Regions from separate parts of the Mus musculus genome. Here all the other regions are linked to region 1. Evidence: chromatin loops called from intact Hi-C (ENCODE). Cell type or tissue: heart. All regions are shown on one strand. Region 1 holds the start of Gpx8 (glutathione peroxidase 8 (putative)). Region 2 overlaps Gm34586 (a long non-coding RNA gene). Region 3 overlaps Arl15 (ADP-ribosylation factor-like 15). Region 4 has its middle 26 kb from the start of Cspg4b.

Evidence for each region. Hi-C counts contacts between places; a loop is a spot of excess contacts. Peaks named below come from ENCODE experiments on the same cell type or tissue, not always from the same donor. Only the 100,000 strongest peaks of a DNase experiment are listed, where the experiment ranks them.
Region 2: it touches region 1 in a loop (2.6-fold over the local background); 4 of 42 quality-filtered maps call a loop at or near these places.
Region 3: it touches region 1 in a loop (2.9-fold over the local background); 2 of 42 quality-filtered maps call a loop at or near these places.
Region 4: a loop joins it to region 1, with 11 times the contacts of the local background. A loop is called at or near these places in 32 of 42 quality-filtered maps.

What each region holds. Positions count from the first base shown.
Region 1 is chr13:113,044,517-113,049,516 of GRCm38, reverse strand. All of the region lies in intron 2 of Cdc20b (cell division cycle 20B), which reads right to left. Gpx8 (glutathione peroxidase 8 (putative)) reads left to right here and starts at 3,129. Exons shown (of 3, transcript NM_027127.2): 1 at 3,129-3,345; 2 at 3,824-4,085. The coding sequence starts at 3,142. In heart, a CTCF peak has its summit at 2,878 (motif pointing left); a DNase peak (open chromatin) is centred at 3,106; H3K4me3 peaks cover 2,313 bases; H3K27ac peaks cover 1,497 bases.
Region 2 is chr13:113,667,701-113,672,700 of GRCm38, reverse strand. Gm34586 (a long non-coding RNA gene) reads right to left here. Exons shown (of 6, transcript XR_382933.3): 2 at 1,447-1,580; 3 at 329-535. Among named protein-coding and RNA genes, the nearest start is that of Hspb3, 6.5 kb to the right of the region's middle. In heart, a CTCF peak has its summit at 2,775 (motif pointing right); no DNase peak of the experiment used is centred here.
Region 3 is chr13:113,862,954-113,867,953 of GRCm38, reverse strand. The region is part of intron 1 of Arl15 (ADP-ribosylation factor-like 15); the gene reads right to left. Among named protein-coding and RNA genes, the nearest start is that of Arl15, 71 kb to the right of the region's middle. In heart, CTCF peaks have their summits at 12 (motif pointing left), 1,966 (motif pointing right) and 2,837 (motif pointing right); no DNase peak of the experiment used is centred here; H3K27ac peaks cover 465 bases.
Region 4 is chr13:113,264,922-113,269,921 of GRCm38, reverse strand. No RefSeq gene overlaps it. Among named protein-coding and RNA genes, the nearest start is that of Cspg4b, 26 kb to the left of the region's middle. In heart, CTCF peaks have their summits at 3,097 (motif pointing left) and 4,478 (motif pointing right); no DNase peak of the experiment used is centred here.

The sequences.
Region 1 (5,000 bases):
CTCGGGAGGCTGAGTCAGGAGGACCAGAGGAGACCACAATCTCAAAGCCAGTCTGGACATATGGCAAACTCCCATTTCAAATAATAATAATAAAACCACAGGAAGGTTTGCCCTCACACCTGAAAACCTAAGTTCAGTCCCCAAGACCCACGTGGCAGAAGGACAACACCAACTCCTACAAGCTGTCACCTGACCTCTACAGATGTGCAGTGATGCTCAGATACACATACACAAACATACATACATGCATCCATATACACACACACATACATTCACACACCAAAACATACATAGATGATGATAGATGTAACATTTAACTAAATAGTTTTAAAAGTGTCCATCTACAGCAAACTTTCATATAAGACCAACATGTGCCTCAGACACAAATGATTGCTTACTTATTCAGAATGCTGGCTTGTGCTGAGATTGCTTGCAAGTTTAAACAGCAGAACTCTAGCCTTTTCAAACCCACTCTACTCTGGATCACTTGGTGAATCTCTGTAGGAGAAAACAGGCCAGTGTATTTTCTCAAAACAGTATTACCTTATATACAAAGGCCCTGTCTGAGGAGCGGTGCACCAGCAACCCTCACAGAGGGAACCACTCTAGCTCCCTATCACAAAGGGATGAATCACATGGTTCAAATTTTCAAATTTTAGCAGCTCTTCTATAGGTTAACTGTTTAGAGACCAAGTTCCCCATCCATTTACTTGGATTGCCTGATGAACTGGATAAAGGACTTTATCCACAGAGACAAGGCACACATCCTTCCCGTAAGGCTCTGGGGCTGTGGTATGCATGCATCATGAGGAGATCCTACAAAGAATTAAAGTTCTTGGGGGCTGGAGAGATGGCTCAGCAGTTAAGGGCACTGACTCCTTACCTAGAAGTCTTGAGTTCAATTCCCAGCAACCACAAGGTGACTCACAACCATCTGTAATGGGATCCCATGACCTCTTCTGCTATGACTGAGGACAGCTACAGTGTACTCATAAATAAAATAAATCTTTTTTTTAAAGGGGAGGCTATGAAAATTCTTAGTCCAGAGGTCTTGGGTGGACTAGGTGAAGGTAATGTAAGAGGTTCAAGGGTCCCAGCCCAATGGAGAGTGAGGCCAGAGTGGCTGAGTAACAAAAGAGTAACAAAGGACATGGTGGAAGGCGGGTCCTTTGAACAGGAGGTGGTGGTGGTGGTAGTGGGAAAGGGGGAGGAGGAGGAGGAAGAGGAAGAGGTGGTGGTGATAGTGGTGGTGGTGATGGAAGAGGAGGAGGAGGAAGAGGTGGTGGTGATGGTGGTGGGGGTGGAGGAGGAGGAAGAGGTGGTGGTGATGGTGGTAGTGGAAATGGTAGTGGTTAGTTGGTTGCTTTCTAATTTTTTGTTTTTCTTGTTTTTATTTTTGAGACCGGCTCTCTGTGTGTAACCCTGACTGGAGACAGAACCATGATCCCCCTACCTCAGCTGCCACAGTGCTGGGATTACCAGTACACACTACCATTGAATCCTCTTACCTAACTTCAAGCCTAAACTACCTTTGCTCAACTACACCCAACCCCACACACAACAGAAGCTGGGGACAGGTGCTCAAAAGCACCAGGAGCAAGAGAAAGCCAGCGTCTAGACCTCCTAGAAATGTGCAGTGCCACCAAGTGGATGTCATGTTAGTCCAGAATTTCCTGTGTGGTAAACAGGGCAAATCCTAAGGAGGCTGGGGATATGCAGCCCTCAGCTGCCTCCAGTGTCCACCCCCAGTAACTATGCTCTTCAGAGCAAAGGCCCTGGGTAGTGAGCTATAGCCAAAGAGAAAAGAGATGAAAGATACAGCAGCTAATGAGTGTGTCCGCACAGATGTGGGTTTGCGGATTTCATTTGGGGCTTGTGCTTGAATTCTGCTATTTAAATATTTGAATTCTGCTGCAAGGGTTGTGCTTTAATACAGAGCCCAGGATTTTTTCATCTACAGTTTGGAATCCATGAGTCATTTTCATAGGTCAGAACCATGCTGTCTCAGAAGTGCAATGGTCAGGACTACAGAGTGGGTAAAGAACCATTTCATGAAATTTATCAGTGGGATATATGTGCGTGTGTATGCATGTGGGCATATCTATAGTGTGTATTGTATATATGTGTATGTATATGTATGTGTATGTATATGTATATGAGGGGCTATGTGTGTGAGGGTGCATATGTGGGGGGAATGTGTGTATATATGTGTATGTATGGGGATATGTGTATATGGGTGTATCTGGGTGTGTGCCTATGTATATGTGTGTATACCTGTGTGTATGTGCCTATGTCTGTGCCTGTGTGTTCATATGTATACCTGTGTGTATCTGCATATGTGTGCCTGTGTGTGGATGTCTGTGTGTGTGTATCTGTGTATGTGAGTTGTGTGCCTGTGAATGTGTGCCTCTGTGTGTGTGAGTGTGTGTGTGTGTGTGTGTGTGTGTGCATGTTATGTTGTAAACTATCTCACCAGTGACAAAGACAAAATTGAAGAAGACAATAGCTGCTATGGTTTCTAATAGAGAATGGGTGTTATGCCTTTATGGCTTTCTATTTTTGCTGTCTTCTCCTGGCATCTGGTTGCCTTCACTAGATGACGTCAGAATAAATAGGATGATCTTTTCCAGCCTTCGTTGCTCTATTATAAATATTCTCTATATTCATATAGTACGTCAATAAATACATAAAACCTTTAAGTTCTTTGTGGTCACACGTCATATTAACAGACCACATTAATCTACACTCTAAGCCATTTCTGGGTGTTATTCAGTCCTCCACAGCCAATCTATTGCTCAGTGAACACACGGGATGCTGAGCAGCCCGATGACCACTCATTTCCAAGTTACAAGAGCACCACCTTCTGGTAAAACGTTTTCGTAGAAGGGGGCGTCTTAAGGATCTACTAAAACGATAGAATTCTTCTATCAAAAAAAAAAAAAAAGTTAAAGTGCAGCCACGTTAACAATTTTTTTTTTTTTTTGATTTTCTGACTTCGTTTGATTCTTCTGGGAAGGGTCCTCCTGCTCTTCAGCAGCCGAAGGGTCTGTAACCCCTTCCGGCTCTCCTTAAGCTCGGCGGGTTTCAAGTTTCAGCCCCGCCTTGCATTCCAGCCTGCTGAGACTCCCAGGATCGTCCAAAATGGAGCCTTTCGCTGCCTACCCATTAAAATGTTCCGGGCCCAAAGCAAAGATATTTGCAGTTTTGCTCTCTATGGTTCTGTGCACCGTGATGCTTTTTCTCCTTCAGTTAAAATTCCTGAAGCCGAGAACCAACAGCTTCTACTCCTTTGAAGTAAAGGATGCCAAAGGAAGGACCGTGTCTCTGGAAAAGTTCAAAGGCAAAGTAAGTCTTCCGGCTTTTATTTCTGTTGTTCCTTGGCCCTGACACTTATTCTCAGCATAGAGTGGGGTTCGGCACAGCCATAAGTTGGAATGTAGTCTTCAAAGTAATATCGTTAGTGGTCCTTTTAGTTATCAGAATTCTAAGAGCTTTAAACTTCCACTCCACAAAGCAACTGTTTTTCTCGAAAGCTGTCTTCTCTTTTGTGAGGAAACGATGCTGTATTATCTAGGAGATGCTTTGAGACCCGCTACTAAGAGTGTTCTTTACATAACCTAACTAAAACTTTGTCACAGTCTTCGACCATTCATTTGGGTTATGGTTTTCAATAAAGTTGGATCTGTCTAAAAATATGGAATCTATCAGACTTCGTAGTCTGCCAAAATGGCTTAGGATTTTAGCTGTATGAAGATTTTTTTTTTAATCTTTTGCTTCTCTTTCCGGTGGGTCTTTTTTTTTTCTTTTTTTCTTTTTCCGGGAGGCTTCCCTGGTTGTAAACGTGGCTAGTGACTGCCGCTTCACAGACAAGAGTTACCAGACTCTCAGGGAGCTACACAAGGAGTTCGGGCCCTATCACTTCAACGTCCTGGCTTTTCCGTGCAATCAGTTTGGAGAATCGGAGCCCAAGTCCAGCAAGGAGGTAGAATCTTTTGCGAGACAGAACTACGGAGTCACATTCCCCATCTTCCACAAGATTAAGATTTTAGGGCCGGAAGCAGAACCTGCGTTTAGATTTATTGTTGGTAAATATCTACTCTGCCTCAATGTTGTTCATTCTTCTCATTTCATACATTACATATGAATGATATAGAGAAAGATAAATAGATACTTTTAGGGCTAGAGCTCATATTTCGTTTATTTTACTGGGAAGTTTTCATAAAACTGTCAAGGATCCAGAACCTCGCCCTTTGCCACTTTCTAACTCGATGTTCTGACTTCTGGGATGGTAAAGAATTCTACTTTGATATGTTTTTACTCCTGTGACCATCATGGTGAAGGCCTAATGTGAAGCGTGGCCATGCCTGCTTTCCCAGATACTTCAACTCTCCAGTAATCTAACTGCCCTTTGGGGCAGTCTCCCTGCCTTGTACTAATGCTGCACACTTCAGGGATACCTGATGGCAGCACATCATTAACTGAGTATGTCTTTATGCTTACTTTTATGGTGGCCTCTTTATCTGAGTCATTATCCTCAAGGTTGACCTGTCAGTTTGCCAGGGTTTTGCAGAGATCCAAAGCAAAATAACTTATTTTCAAAACCCAGTCATGTGAGGGTTCCTCTATAATTAAAGTAGCCACGGGAATCTATTTCCACGGCCATCTATTTAAAGCAAGCTAAAGCACTTGTAAGACAATGAACAGGAACCCTGTGGCTTTTATTTCTGGGGTATACAGAAAAGGTAGGACAGGAACTCTTTCTTGAGCAAAGCATCCAAGTAAAATCTAACAAGAACTCTGTCAAACACTATAGCTCTACAGCTCTACAGCTCTTACTGGGAGCGGGGGGGGGGGGGGGGGGGGAAGGGGGGGAGCTTGTGGAACCTAACTCACCTCATATAACCAAAAATGCGACAAACAGTATGTGAGATCTCACTGACCGTAGACAGGAGAGTAAGAACCTAGAGGTAAAGTCTAGATTCCGGAAGAAGGTATCAACT
Region 2 (5,000 bases), 620 kb before region 1:
CAGGACACGGGGCTTGTCTATCTGTCTCTCCACTGAGGGTCACAGCTCCTGCTCCACTGGCCTTTCTCCAAAGTGCTCACTCTGGATTACATTAGCCACCTCCTCTGCTCAGTTTGTCTAGGCCTCAAGGTTGTAAGGGTTCTCTTTCTTACTAACCCTGGAAGGATTGTATTCTCCAGACCCTAAAGGCTGCTGGCTCTCTGCTCTTATTGCCCCTAAAACCTGCATTGTTCCTACATTCCCAAGTTATTCCTGCTACTATACATGTTTTATTTTTGGAATTTCTCAGTTTTAAGAGGCCCTGTTTCCTGCTGGGAACCCAACTTACATACTCTTCGATCTTCCAGACTTCAGTTAGTGCCAAGATGGTCCTTCATCCTTATCTCAGCTGTAGAGACCTGGAACAGCAACACAGAACCAATGCCTTTTTGGATAATATCAAGATGTTTCTGTAAGCTCAGAGGGTGGTGAGGCTCTCTCTGTCTGATTCGCAGAGGGGAAGGCTATGCACTGCTCCTCGTAATCACATGGCTGCCTGGAATTGGAAAGCACAATGTTGTGTGTCACCAGTGCAGGAAAAACAGATGTCTAATTTCTACTGAACGGGAGTGCCTTTACACCGTCATCAAGCCAAACCGCAGCAAGTCCTGGACCACCTGTGTTTGTGTTTCTAGTCTAACAGAAATCTACTCAGACCGGCTTTAGGGGGAAAAAGAAAAAAGAAAAAAAAAAAGCTGTATCCAAACGATCTATGTTATTTTCCAAGACACAGTGGCAAGCCAATAACAGCTTGGGAGTTGATTCTCAGCCATTTTTTATTCTGTCTATAGGGAGTTCCCAACTCTAAGGCAATGCTTTTTGATGAGTCTGAATCCTCTAAATAAAGGGTCAAGGAGACACAAAGACACCTGTTTTATCTCGACTGTCTCAAGGCATGCTGGGAAGTATTCACTGTGTGCCTCAAAAGAAGTACAAACAAACAAACAAACAACCCTAATATCCTGGGATTCCAGTTCCAAATTACCTAGGCAAGCTGGTTAAGAGAGGGACAATTTCTTTGGGATGGCTTCCGAGGACTCAGTCCACAGCAATAGGGACCCCTGTTTTTGCACCTATTGTGGTGCAAAACTTTATGGTAGGTAGGAGAAATATGTGGAGGAGGAAGCTGTTCATTCTTTGGTGGACCATAAAGGGATAGGGAGAGGATTCCACCCCCCCCCCCAAGACCTACCCCCAATGGACTACTTTTTCTAGCGATGTGCCATCTTCAAAAGTTTACAGGAACTCTCAAAATAGCGCCACTAGTTTGTGACCCACGCCCCAGCATCCGAGCCTTGGTGGGACACACCCAACTAATCAGGATTGAATAAGGACATCATTCCTGGCTTGGGAAAGGAGAAATGGTGTGAAATCTCTCCTCCAGCGTTCTGGGGATAAATTTCTTACCTTTAGTTAACTGGCTTCTTAGATCCGATCCCAGAATCCTGCCACAAAAAGGTGCTTTTGAAACAACTCTTTGTGAGCCTAGTGGCTGGAGGTCAGTGCTGGAGATGGTCACGAGGTGCGTGGGAAAGATGCAGCTGGGCCACCGACCCACAAAGAAGAAATTACAGTGTTTAGAGAACACCTGGGTAGGCTGCAAAGGCAACGCTTTTTCTTTCTCTATTTTTTGAACCTCAAAGGAGCCTTATACACTCAGTGCATTCCTTTGCAGTGTCTTATTGGGAACCGGGATCGGACACTGTTGCTTCTCTTCCCGCGCTCACTGAAATCTTTCTCCGTTGGTTCTCTCTTCGCCGTACTCATTGGTTCTTCTACCCCGCTGTCTCCAATTCCACACTTTCTTTAACCCGACCTCTCAGCTGAACTCTGTTGTGGAAGAGAGAACTCAGAAGGCCCTGGAAACCACCACGTGTGAACTACAGGTACTGAGTATTTCTTTGGAATTCCCCTCAGGGTTGAAAAAGCAGACTTGAGGTTCTCAGGATCAACGGCCCAGACGCCCAAGAATCATGTTACCAACTCCAAAGGGCTTCTGGTCAGATGTGGGAAGGAACTTAGACAACCATTCGATCCTGGCTGATAAGGACAGCTCCGTGGCTTCAGCATCGAGTCAGTACTTTCCTAAGTCTGGCCTGGTCTAAACCAGCTCCAGAGCTTACGGTGTTATCCAGTAACAGCCAGCGTTTTTTTTCAAGACCCCAATGAACGTTTAAAGAAACATGGCAGGGCAACCCATTAGCTTGAAATGGGTCTGTATGAAATCATCTTTCCTCCAAAGGACCTTGGTCTTTTTTTGAAGATACTATATTCTAAATATCATCTAGCTCTGACTGAACATTTACTGTGCATAAGGTTCTATCTTATGCATTCCGTGTTCTATTTTTCTAACCTCCTTGCAAATCTGAAAGGTGTGTTTTCCCATTCTACTAGCAAAGAGAGAGAGAGAGAGACAGAGAGACAGAGAGAGAGAGAGGGATAGAACGAGTGTCTGAGAGATTGTGACTTGACATTGGCTCAGGTGGTAAAGGGCAAAGTAACGACCCCACTGTGCTGCTTAAGTGTTTTCTTTGATCACACGGCTTTAATATCTTTATGGCCACACTTATGCAGGGTACACATATTCTTAGCTTGGTAGCTTTTCGATCAGAAAGCAAGAGTTCAAAATCTATCCTTCAAATTTTTCCTGTTCCATCTTTTCTCCACTCACTCAGAAAGTCTAAGAGTTGCTTGTTCCGAATTAGTTAATTCTCAAGAATCAGCCTTCCGCTCCTGAAATTCCAGTCTCTGCCACCAGGTGGCAGTCACAACATTTAAAAAATGAGCCGCTTTAGACCACAGATCACACTAAATCTGGATTTGGTTTCGTAGTTCACTTTACATCTTGAAGAGATCTGCTTCTTTCTCGTCTGAATTAACATATTCTGCTACATTTAAAAATATATAGACATTCAAAGGAGCATATGACATGTTAGAAGCCTTTCTTCATAGAGGAGTGTTTAAAATGGACCGAGACAGATGCTGCATACGTACTGGTCTCATTGGAGGAGTGTAGACAGGGTGATTGAGTATTTAGTGGCATAGTCAAAAGCACTCTTCTGTGTCCAGAAATTCAGAGTTTACTCAGTTACGTACCATCTGAATTTCACCAAGCTGTTCCTCCCAGAAAATTAGTTTTACCAGATTCATAGATAACAGCTAAGGAAAAGGACTGAAGGGAACGTGTGTGTGTGTGTGTGTGTGTGTGTGCCCATGTGTCTGTGCAAGTGTGTACGGAGGCCGAGGTCAGCCTTGGGATTGGGTTTTAAATCCTAGGACAGTTCTTAGATACTTTAACCTCCCTGTTAGCCCACCACCCACCAGAGGCAGTGGGAAAGAAAGGGTATGGGGGAAGTGGACCTGTTTAGAAAGGTTCTTGGAGCAACTCTCGAATGTGTTGTCTGGAAATTGGCAGTTCAGGTCATTGGTTAGCAGGCAGCAGCAGCTTGATCCATTCACAAACACTTCAAGGATACACCAGCAGTCCAGTTCAGAAGAGATGGGTTAGCAACAGGGGCGACATAACCTAGCCTCAGCTTGAGTCAGCAGGAGGGACCTGCAGAGACACCAGGAGAGGTTCTCAGCCGAGCCTCTCTCAGGGAAGCTAAGATCAGTGAAGACACAAGATCTATAAGAGTTGCACAGCTAGCTGTACCAGCAAGCTAAGCTCTCCCTCTCTCTACCATTCAGTGAGTCCTGTTTATACCCTCCAAACATCAGGTGTCCTCCACATGTCTTGCCTCAGCACAGGTCTTGCCTCAACACCTGTCTTGCTTTAGCAAATGCATCCTACCAACCCAAGTCCAGGGAGTCCCAACAACTGGAGCTGAACTACACAGTATGAGGCAGACCAATACGTGTGTGTTGTTAGCAAATACTCCTTCGTCACGTGTCCTTTCACGTGCTTGCTCTAGCAGAACATCCTCCCTCCTGTGTCTGCTTCAGTGAAACTTTCCTTCGTGTGTTTGCCTCAGCAAAACACCACCCAACACAACCGACTCTCCAAAGAACCCTTAGCATTCCCACTGCATACTGGCTTTAAAGAAAACATCTGAAACAGACTAGTGCCCACAGAGGGATCAGACTGCATCCACTAAGGTACACCAAGACCTCTTGCCAATCCATTCTTTCAGGCAGGCCAATAGTCTGGTTTTTAAAAGCTGTCTTTCTAAAATGAATTCAAACCCATGGCAGCCCCTGGCTGGTTCTACTCCTCTTCACCCAGGTTATGTGAGACTGTAACTTGAAGGCCATGATTAGTTTCTGAAAAATTATGGCTTATTTGATATCTTGCCACTGACTCTTGCTGCTAAGCCTAATCTCCTTACCCTTCACCTCTTAATCCATGGGCTGAGCCATGCTTCTGTCTGCCTCTCCCACTCTGTCCTCTCACCTGCTCAAAGTCAGACACAGCTAGTCAAAGTCAGAGAAATCAAAGGATAAATTATACAGAAGGTAAATTTACCCCGAGACAATACAATTTGGCCTCTACTTTGCCCAATACTGTTGAAATTTAAGTGGGCATATTTTAGCCTCTCATTTGTAGTCAACCTAGGACTAGGAAATCAGTTCAGGGGGTTACGAGCACCGTCGTCAGAGGGTCTCTGTGTCATAAACCTGAATGACCGTCACCAGGTATGCATCTGTGTCCTCAGTGGCTCATGGTGGCAAACATGTTTCTTACAGATGTGGCCAGAAAGAGAGAGAGAGAGAGAGAGAGAGAGAGAGGGCACAGATTTGAGTTAACACCTTTATTCTAGGCTAGAATCTAATTTTTTCCCTTGAAAAATAATTCCTCAACTGGCCTTTTGATGATCAAAATATAAAGAATTGATTTTCTCTTTAAGACAACTTCTTAAACAACTAACCAAGCATTGGGCTTCCTGCTCTGATTCTGAACTCTCACACTCCAACCGAAACGCCCTCCTTCTTATTTTAAAGTCTGCATTACAGTGGTGCAG
Region 3 (5,000 bases), 820 kb before region 1:
GTGCCCTCTAGTGGACCTTAACAAACTCAGAGAACACAAGAAGTATCTTTGATTGCTAGCAGTTAGCACCTTACAAAGGAAAGCGCAAATATAACCTGAATACAGGGGCAGAAGTGACTTTTATTTGGTAGTATGACTAAAGAACTAAGAAAATGTGAGAGTCTTACTCACAGTTACTAATAATTAAATGCCAAAAGGAACATTGGGTCTCAAAACAAGCCCTGCCTTCTTAAATTCTTACAAGCTGACTATTATATTAGTCAGGGTTCTGGGTTCTCTAGAGAAATGGAATTCATAGGAATATATATACATACATACACAGACACACACACACACACACAAACACACAGGAACTCATTCCAGGCTGTGATCCAACAATGGCTGTCTACCAATACAAGTCCTAAGAATGTAGAACTTGTTCAGTCCACAATGCTGGCTTCCTCAGCTGGTCTTCAGTATATACCAGAATCCCAAAGAAGTGGGCTCTGCTCTCATGCCAGTGAAAGGATGGACTGGCTAGTGAGAGTGAGGGCAAGCAGGCAGAGAACAAGAGCTTCCTTCATCCATGTCTGTTCTATGGGCTGCCACCAGAAGGTAGAATGCAGACTAAAGGGAGAGCTCCCCAACTCAAAAGATCCAGATTAAAAGTGGGTCTTCCCACTTTAAAAAAAAAAAAAAAAAAAAAGAAGCTCTTAGCTGGGTGGTGGCAGCACACACCTTTAGTCCCAGCATTTGGGAGGCAGAGGCAGGCGAATCTCTGAGTTCCGGGACAGCCAGGGCTACACAAAGAAACCCTATCTTGAAAAAAGCAAAAAGGGAGAAAGGAAAAAAATGAGCAGTTGTTCCCATCCCGCTGGGTTTTAGTTAATTCCAGATGTAGTCAAGTTGACTACCAAGAGTAGCAAGTCAGGTTAACCAAGAATATCCGGAACCAGGACACAACAGCTATCCCAAATAATCCACTAAATTATGTTTTCTTAACTGAGCAAATATGCTCTAAGTGCTTAGAAACACCAATTAATACTAATAGACACAATTCAGGTGATTATTAACCCAACTCCCACGTATTAAAATTGCTCTCAATCCACACCTATGAAAAGACAATGCTCTTCACGAGATCCGCAAAGACCTTGGAAGGTTAGCGTCAATGCCTCAGGTACCCCTTTGGTTGACTTTGTAGGCTAATGTCAAAAGAATTTAATTCTATACAAGTTTCTCTAAACGACATAGGATAAAAAAAATTCGGCTTTATACATAACACTTTAAAACATAATAACATGGGAAAGCACTTAAAATAGACTGAAAAATAGTTAGACGCTATTGAGTAATGGGTTCAGTTATGTTTTTAGAACACAAACAGACCAAGATTTATGGAAGCATACATTTATTGTTTGAGAGGAGAAATTATATATTAACAGAAAAAGGAGTGGCAGATTTTTTTTTTACCATTTGAAAGTTATATGCAATTTTAATTAAAAATAATTAAATAGGAAAAAAAATTAAAAGTATTATGAACATAATTATTTCTCCTAAATGAAAATAATTCAACTTAATTCACAAGGATATCAAAAGATTGAGTCACAAGTAGAAATGGTCTATCTGTTTTTAAAATCGGAAGACATCTTTATCAAAGAAATTCAATGTCTAACTCCCACAGACCTGGGTGGCATAGAAACCTTCTCCATCACAATTAACCATTGGCAGGACAGAGATTACAGTCCACTTTCTACTGTCTGCCTGGATGAAAGAGTATTCGTTTGCTAACCCTTAAATTCTGGAATCTATGAAGGGTTGAACTACCATCATAGCGATATCTTCTGGCCTTGAACTTGGAATCTTTGTACATCAGCTCCCAGCACAGCAGCTTAATGAACGCAGGGCTTCAAGATCTAGCTTCAGTCTGCTCAACTAGACGTGAAGAACTAAATAGTCAGTGGTACTGACGCACAGCAGCCACCAGGGGGCACACCCTCCCACCTGGAACTTGAGCACCAGCTACCAAAACAATAATAAGTTATACTTCAAAAACGATTTCTTTCTGAGCACAAAAGATCTCCAAGTCAGCTTAAACTGCCAGACAGAGCTAAGACAATTCTCTGGGGGTCACACTTACTATGAAATCCTACTTCATGATGTGTCGGTGTCTCCTCCTGATCACAAAGCTGGCCGGCACCCACTACGACACCTTCTCTTTGTGCAATTGAAACGCTCTCATCTCGTAACCCATCTTAAGCCTACCATTATCACCTAGGTCTCGTATGACTCTGCCACCTCCTATCAGTCGGCCAAATTGCCTCAAGAAAACAGAACTGGTGAACCCTTTGTTAACAGGCAGGACAAACTTAACACTAAAGGTCAGAATGAGTAATGCATGGCGTGTGGCCCAGTTTGAGTGGCACTGAAGTTTTGAACTCACATGATATGGGAAACATCTGGTTCAACAGACTTCTTTAAGAGATATTCTGGCCTTCTCTTGGTATTTATTACTTCCCAACTTCTCTATCTATGAAGACAGAATGTCTATCTGGGATTTTATCATGCCCATATGTATTTCTAAAAACATGAAAATGAATTATAAAATAAGAAGACAGCCCCACAAATAAGAGGGCAAATATAGTCCCACAAATTAAGCTGACTCTTAAAACAAATTCTAATTGGATCTACATTTTAAATGCAATGAAATAAAATGAAGTCACAAGAGTGTTAGCATATATTTAAAGTAGTGGTAGTTTATAAAGTAGGATTTTCATTTAAAAAAGATTTATGTAGTTTATTTTTATGTATGGCGTGTTGCATGCATGTATATATGTGTGTGCATCATGTTCATGCAGTTCCAGGGGAGGCCACAAGAGGGCATCAGATTCCCTGGAACTGGAGTTATGGACCCTTTGTGTGCTGTCCTGTGGGTTTTAGGAGCTGTACTAGGTCCTCTGCAGGAAAAATCAAGAGCTCTTAAAAGCTGAGCCATCTCTCCATCCTTGAAATTGGTACATTCTTCTGGGTGAGGACCAGGATTCAAAGGAGAGTCCTGACTACTCTTCCCAAATCATTACTCTGCTAATCCTTGCTATCACGGTCATCACTTTATCCCTGAGTTTAACAACGTGGGAAGGCAAGAGGAAGCACCCTGATATTTGGTTGGCTAGAGCTAACCTCAGCCCCGGGGCTAGTGACCCTTTGCTTTCCAGAGGCCAACACGCTCAGCTTCAAACTCTGAGCTGAAAAACACTTCACCCCAGGACTGGTTTTACAATACACAACAACAAAAGACAACAGGGTGGGGTGGGGGGTCAAAGAAGGAAGGAGGACACTGCCAGGTGGTATCCCCAAAGCCCCTGACTTCTGAAACAAACGGGGAATAGAAAACCTAAGGCTGACTGGTGTGCAGTCACTTTCCCCAGTGAGGGCTGCAACGGGCACTAGAGGTCACTGGCATCTCAGAGTTGTTACAAATTCATATTCGTTAGCAGTTCTTACTCAAGAACTTCACCCTGACATTAAGCCAACCTCACAGACTAAGCGCCACTTCAAAGAACAAGAAAATCCTTGAGTACGTGTTAAAGTGCTTTCCAAATCACTCTCAAGGAAATCAGGTCTCTGGGACAAAGCAGAAAATCAAGGGTATTTCGTGGGCGGAACAGGTATTCTTAGAGACATCACACTGGATCTGAACTTCATCCGCAGCATTGACCCAGTTCAAATATCACCTCGATAGTCACAGGTTTGTATGTAACTAATAAAAAAAAATCTCTTTTCCACACAAATGTTAGCATAGCTAAGCAAATAAAATTGTGCCATCAGCCTTCTTCCCACAGTTACTGACAAGGTATTTTGGGCAGCAAGAGGTTCTTCTTCTAGACGAGGGGGGGGAGGCGCTCTGAATACACAGCCCAGTGGGGAAAACTCGGCCTTATCTGCATGCAGTTAAATGTGACCATTTGTTTATGTTCTGAAGTCTGAGAACAGAAATGGATGGGCATTTGAGATAGTTTCCTTAAACAAGACCGGCAGACTATTGTTGTCCTTCTTCCTTCCTGGAGTCTGAAACATGGGCATCTCGAGCTCGAGAGGCTGCTCGGGACAAGAAGGTTCTAGCAAGCACTGCAAAAGGAGAAGCAACAAGAGACAAGGCTGGGTTCCTGAAAGACCACACACACCTCTGAGTGCGCCTTCCAAGCCTGTCGCTAACTGACGCAACACCCCCAGCCCTTGGTGCTTTGCCATTCCGAAGCCACTAAATGATCTCAATAGGTACCACCAGATGCTCACATTTTAGACTTACCTTAAATTTATTTTATACTGGCAATATACAGAGAACACATACACACAGAGAGGAACACTTCCAAAATTAGAAGGCACCAAAAAGTCCACACTGAGGTCCACTGGGCATCCTTTATCCACACTCACTCAACGCTTTACTCTCATCCTGTTCTAGAGCCCCCAACACACACTGCATTGCAAGTGTTTGGTATAGGTGTGCCACCTGCCACAATTACAGCACTAGTAAGTGTCTAGTCTGCTATCACAGCCTTAATGCCTACAACAGGCTACTGGAAAATACTTGCAGACCATGGTCGCTTCCTTTCCGTGGCTCTGGTTAAGATCCTGATCAATAATAACAACAGAAGGAGAGGGTGAGTTTGACATAGGCACTTCCAGGTCACAATCCATCGCGGAGGGAAGTCAAGGCTACCCTGATGCGGGAGCTCGAAGCAGAAGGCACAGAGGAAGGCTGCCTGCTGGCTCGAACGCAGGCTCAAGCTTAGTTAACCTTCCAACAGAACCCAGGGCCACCTAATAAGGGTGGTGATGTCCAGGATGCTTACTTACCTTTGTAACATAACCCAGGGCCATCTGACTAAGGATGCTGCTGTCCAGTGTTTAAGGGCCCCTTTATGGACTAATTCACAACCAAGGTGGTCCCGCACAAATTCTGTCACAGGCCAGTGTGGTTTAGGCAATGACCCAACCGAAGCCTCTTCTCTCAGACGACCGCAGGC
Region 4 (5,000 bases), 220 kb before region 1:
AGAATGAGATGTATTGGATACAGTTACATGAAGAGGTCTATTATGAGTGCTCAGAGATGCTGAAAGGTTTCGTGAAAGGTGGAACAAGAGATAGAGGAAGGCTGATAATGCCATTTGAAGGATAGAACCACCCTAGATGGGAGAAGCATCCTTACCTCGTCCAGAGACTGAAATGTCATTGTCATGCCCAGAATGGACAGACGGCTTGCTAAGAGGAAGAAAGACCAGGTGTAAGGACCGCGCCAAAGAGTTGGGATTTGACAAGTATCTCTTGTAGGGTAAAAAGATCTTAAGATTAGGGAAGGGAGTTCTAGAATTCGGACTTGTCTGGGAAAAAAGTGAGGGAGGAGGAGAGAGGGGGAGAGAGGGGGAAAGGAAGAGGGAGGAGAGAGTTGGACAACATCCAAACGCAGGGAGGGATTTGCTAAGAAAAAAGCAGAGGTGCACTTAACCAGAGTCTGTTCACTACTCCAGGTACAGGGCCCGGAGCTCAGAAGCCTCTACTTTCTCTATGCTATGAGAAGCACAGAGACCTGCCAAGTGTGCGACGTGGAACACTGGCCTGGGAGATTTGGACTTACTTTGTCTGCTCTAAAAACAAACAAACAAACATCTCACCTCTGGGATGGTGAGACTACTTGGTGGTTAAAAGCACTTTTTGCAAAGCCCAATGATCCAGACTTGATCTGCAGGGCCCACACTGTGGGAGGAGAGTGCTGACCCCACAAGTAGTCCTCGCCATCCCCTGCATGCTATGGCGTGCACCCCCGCCCATTAATGCAAGTTTTAAAACTAAATTTTAAAAAATCCTGCCCTGGGTCAGTCCTCTATCTTGTCTCTGTGTCTGATGCAGGATTTACACTAGTGAGGATTTTACTATAAAGCCTCCAGATAACCACTAAGACATATTTAACTTTGTGGGCGGCATTTTATGCAAATAAGCAAGGGTGGGTTTTCTATTCTGTAGAAGTTCCAGGTCCTGTTTAAGCACTCTTCGTACTATGTGTGTGTGGGAAGCCACATGTGCCATTGCAGGGTGGTGCTGGCTACCGCTGGCCACCACACATACATAGGCAGTAAAGTTTTTTTGCCAAGATGAGGTTTTGAGAATTAACCAAAATTAACCAATCAGATGAGAAACAAGTTAACCAATCAGATGAGAGACAAGTTAACCAATCAGATGTAGGCATGCAAATGAGGTGGTAAGCACAACCCATGCATAACCAATCCAGGTGTGAGACACGCCTCTCCTAGGCCTATATAAGCAGCACCAGTTCTGGGCTTAGGGTCTCTTCGCCTCTGCAATCAAGCTCTCCCAATAAACGTGTACAGAAGGATCCTGTTGCAGCGTCGTTCTTGCTGGCGAGTCAGGGCACGCGCAAGATATGTGTATATAGTGTGTGAAGTCCTTAAAGACCCTGGAGCTGATACCCTTGTGCAACTGTGTTTTGAATAAAGCCAGCACAGTGTTAAACATAAGGACAGGCAGTGCTGATCATGGGTTTCTGACTGTTTCTGGGTGGCTTTTAGTTTTATTTTTTTCTGACTGCTGTAACCTACGTTTTTTTTTTTTTTTTAAGTAGATTGCCTTGAATAGATTGAAGTGTTGTTAATAATGATTAAAGATTAGAGACAAGGAATTATCCATGGAGATTTAGATTGCCATTTAGAATCCAACGTAGTCAGTTATATGTCCATGAATTAATGAGGTATGCATCACTACTAGAATGAATACTGAAATAATGTTATACATGGTAGTCATGAAGTGTCTACGGGTTGTGGTGTGGGTATACTTTATGGTGTGTATTTAAGGTCCGTGAGCTGATGCTTTTGTTGAGCTTATTTTGATCCGCAGTGGGGGGACTCGAGGTACACACCTAGCTGCTTTCACTTTTTCCTTCTGTTTCTGTGGTAACACATACTACCGTAATCTCTGTTATATAAACATCTTTAATCAATTTGACACACAGACAACATGGCACTGACTGTTGCTAAAATAGAAACAAACCATGATATTGTTCACTCATGGTTAGCACCCATCTTCCTTTCAATGGAGACTAATTGGAAGTCGACCTTGCAACTTTGTCTCCAAACTGCCAAACTCCCTCACAACAAAAGACATTTCAATGCTGGGCCAGACCCTGGTGGCACACACCTCTAATTCCATCTGCCATCAGTGGATCTCTGTGTTCCAGGAGAGGCTGGCCCCATAGAACAAGCTCCAGGGCAACCAGAGCTACACTGAGAAACAGTGTGTGTGTGTGTGTGTGTGTGTGTGTGTGTGTGTGTGTGTGTGTGTGTTGTGGGTGGGAGACTTTCAAAAGTATGCACGTTTCTCCAGACACGTGTACAGTGTTTAATTCACTTAGTGGCTCTCTGGGATAAATACTATTAGTAGCTCTGTCTTCAGATTCTGCGGGCCCTGCAGTTCTTACACTACAGACTCACTTTCTTACACAATATTCTCTTCCAGGCCAGTTCCTCATTTTAAATGCACACATCCATCAACACAGTGGTTGATGTCAAATTCCAAATGACCACAACCCCTAGTGTAAAGTCAATTTACAAAACACCTTGCTTCCTGTGGTCTGAACTCTTGGAGGAAGACTCTGAAAGACACAGAGAGCACATAGTGAGTGCCAACAGGATGTAACCCCATATCATATATGACAGCCCTAATCAGACCCCCTGTATCTGGGAAATTGTGGAGACTTGTGTCTTTTTACAGCTTTGCTCATTGGCTCTTGGCTAAACAAGAGTCTTGAGAAAAGAGATGTTTGAGCCTTATAACAGCGAATAACTAATACACAAGTCTGAAATACAATATGCAAATGATTGTCGGTTAAGGGTAATTTTTCCTCCCCAGAATATAATTAGCAATTGGAGATTATTTACTGTCATGTCTGCTGGCTTTTCGTGGTCAAAAATATTGATAAATACTCTGCACTGTGCAAGATAGAGATTTCATGTCACAAGAATGATATCTGGTCGGAGATATTAGGATATTTTTTCCTGCAGGAACCCTGATACTCTGTATAGACAGTGAACTCTATCTACTTCTGGGATTCCAGATGGGGAATACTGAGTAGGCCCGCCCTCTAGTGGACAACGTGAATAGTGCAGCTGAGTATTGTCTTTGCAAGAGTTATTAAGTATGTCTTACCCTTTCCGGGTGCTGTCCTTCTCTCCCCACCCCCACCCCCGACCCTCAAACACACATTTAGACATTTACTAAAGCATGAAGCATAGGCCCTCCATGCTGTCTGCTATATCAGCGTGGCTACCTGTACAGGTCTAGCCAGCACAGCGGCAACTTCCTTGTTCTCCTTAGAGTAGCAATGAGAGTAGCCACACCCCGTAGCTGCTCCATCTTACCACTGACTTCATTCCCAGTCCACTGGAGAACGGAGGTCTGCTGGATGGTTTTCCATCAACTTGCGCTGCCTCAGAGAGTTGATGTTCAAAGTCAGCCTTGAGAAAGAACAGCTCACGTGCCTCTTCATTCCACCAGTAACTCCATCATTGGCACTGCAGTCTAAATCAAGGCATTCAGCATCGTTTACCACCCACATACGCAAAAGCCATTGTTCCTTCCTAAGACCACACGTGTTGCAGAAAGACCAAGGCCTGCACATGCTGATTCAAATTATTACCCATTTTCTCTAGCGTCCTCTCTTTGCCTACGTGTTAATTCAACTGGGAATGTTTATTCTAGATTAGCCTAGCCCTTCACATGAGAAACCATCCAATCAGGTTTGTCCATGCTTCAGCCTTTGGGCTGCCTGCATCCCGCAATAGCTGTGAATATGTCCCAACACATCTGTAGATGATATCATATCAAAAGTTTAGATGCCTCTACTAACATCAGCGTTTGAATCTAAGCTACTTTCTCATGGCAGCGAGGAGGAAGAAACATCTCAAGCTCTCCAGAAACTAAAAGCTAAAGTTGAAGAATTCACAGAGCCATCTTAAAGAATAATATACCATTGGGGCTGGAGATGTCGCTTGATAATAGGGAGGATGCTTAGCCAGCAAACAAAATGCTGGTAATGATGGCGGCGGTGGTGGTGGCGGTGGTGGTGGTGGTGGTGGTGGTGGTGGTGGTGGTGGTGGTGGTGGCGGCGGCAGCGGCGGCGGAGGTGATGGTGGTGAGAGACCTAACCGATGATGTGCTTGTTTCAAAATAATTTCTCCAGTTTCTAGGAATCAGGACTTTAAAGGCTGGAAGTACTGCTCAGCAGTTAAGAGCACTAACTGTTCTTGCAGGGTTGCTGAGCCGGGTTCCCAGCATCCACGTCAAGTGGACCACAAACATCGGTTAACTCTTGATCCAGGGGCATCCGGTGCCTCTGGCTTCCGGCTGGCACCCATACACAAACACATCCACGTACACACAATCAGAAATAATCATTCTAAAAAGGAAAAGACTGGTTTCCCAAGGAACCGCCGAACGATGCTGGATCTTGAAACAAGCTGTGCCACTTGGGGGCGCCATTTGTTTGATGAAAATCTGGTACCTTAAAGTGTCATCTTTGACCGAGTCCCATGCCCAGTGCATGCTATGAAATAAAACCGAATTTAGAGCTCACTTCTAAGAAAAGAAACAGAAATGGCGGTTTAGTCTGTGTTCTAGTGGGGTTAGGCAAAATTCAGTTGACAAGCTCTCAATTTCCTTGTACAAAGCTGGCTTTATCCAGTCAAATGAAATAGAAGGCTGTTGTGTTACAAAAGAGGCTCTGTATATTTGGACAGAAGAGACAACAAGAGCAAATTGCATAACAGGCATCTTCTCACTTACAGGCATCTTCTCACTTACCTAAGCCCTTTGGGTTCTGTAGGGCTACGCCTTCTGCTTATTTGGCTGTTTAAGCTCTTCTAAAAACAAAACAAAGCAAAACAAAACAAAACAAAACAAAACAACCTGATTGTGACCTTAGCCTCTTGAACAAGCATTGTTTGTCCAACAAAGTTTCAACATCTGGCCAGAAATAGCCAAAGAG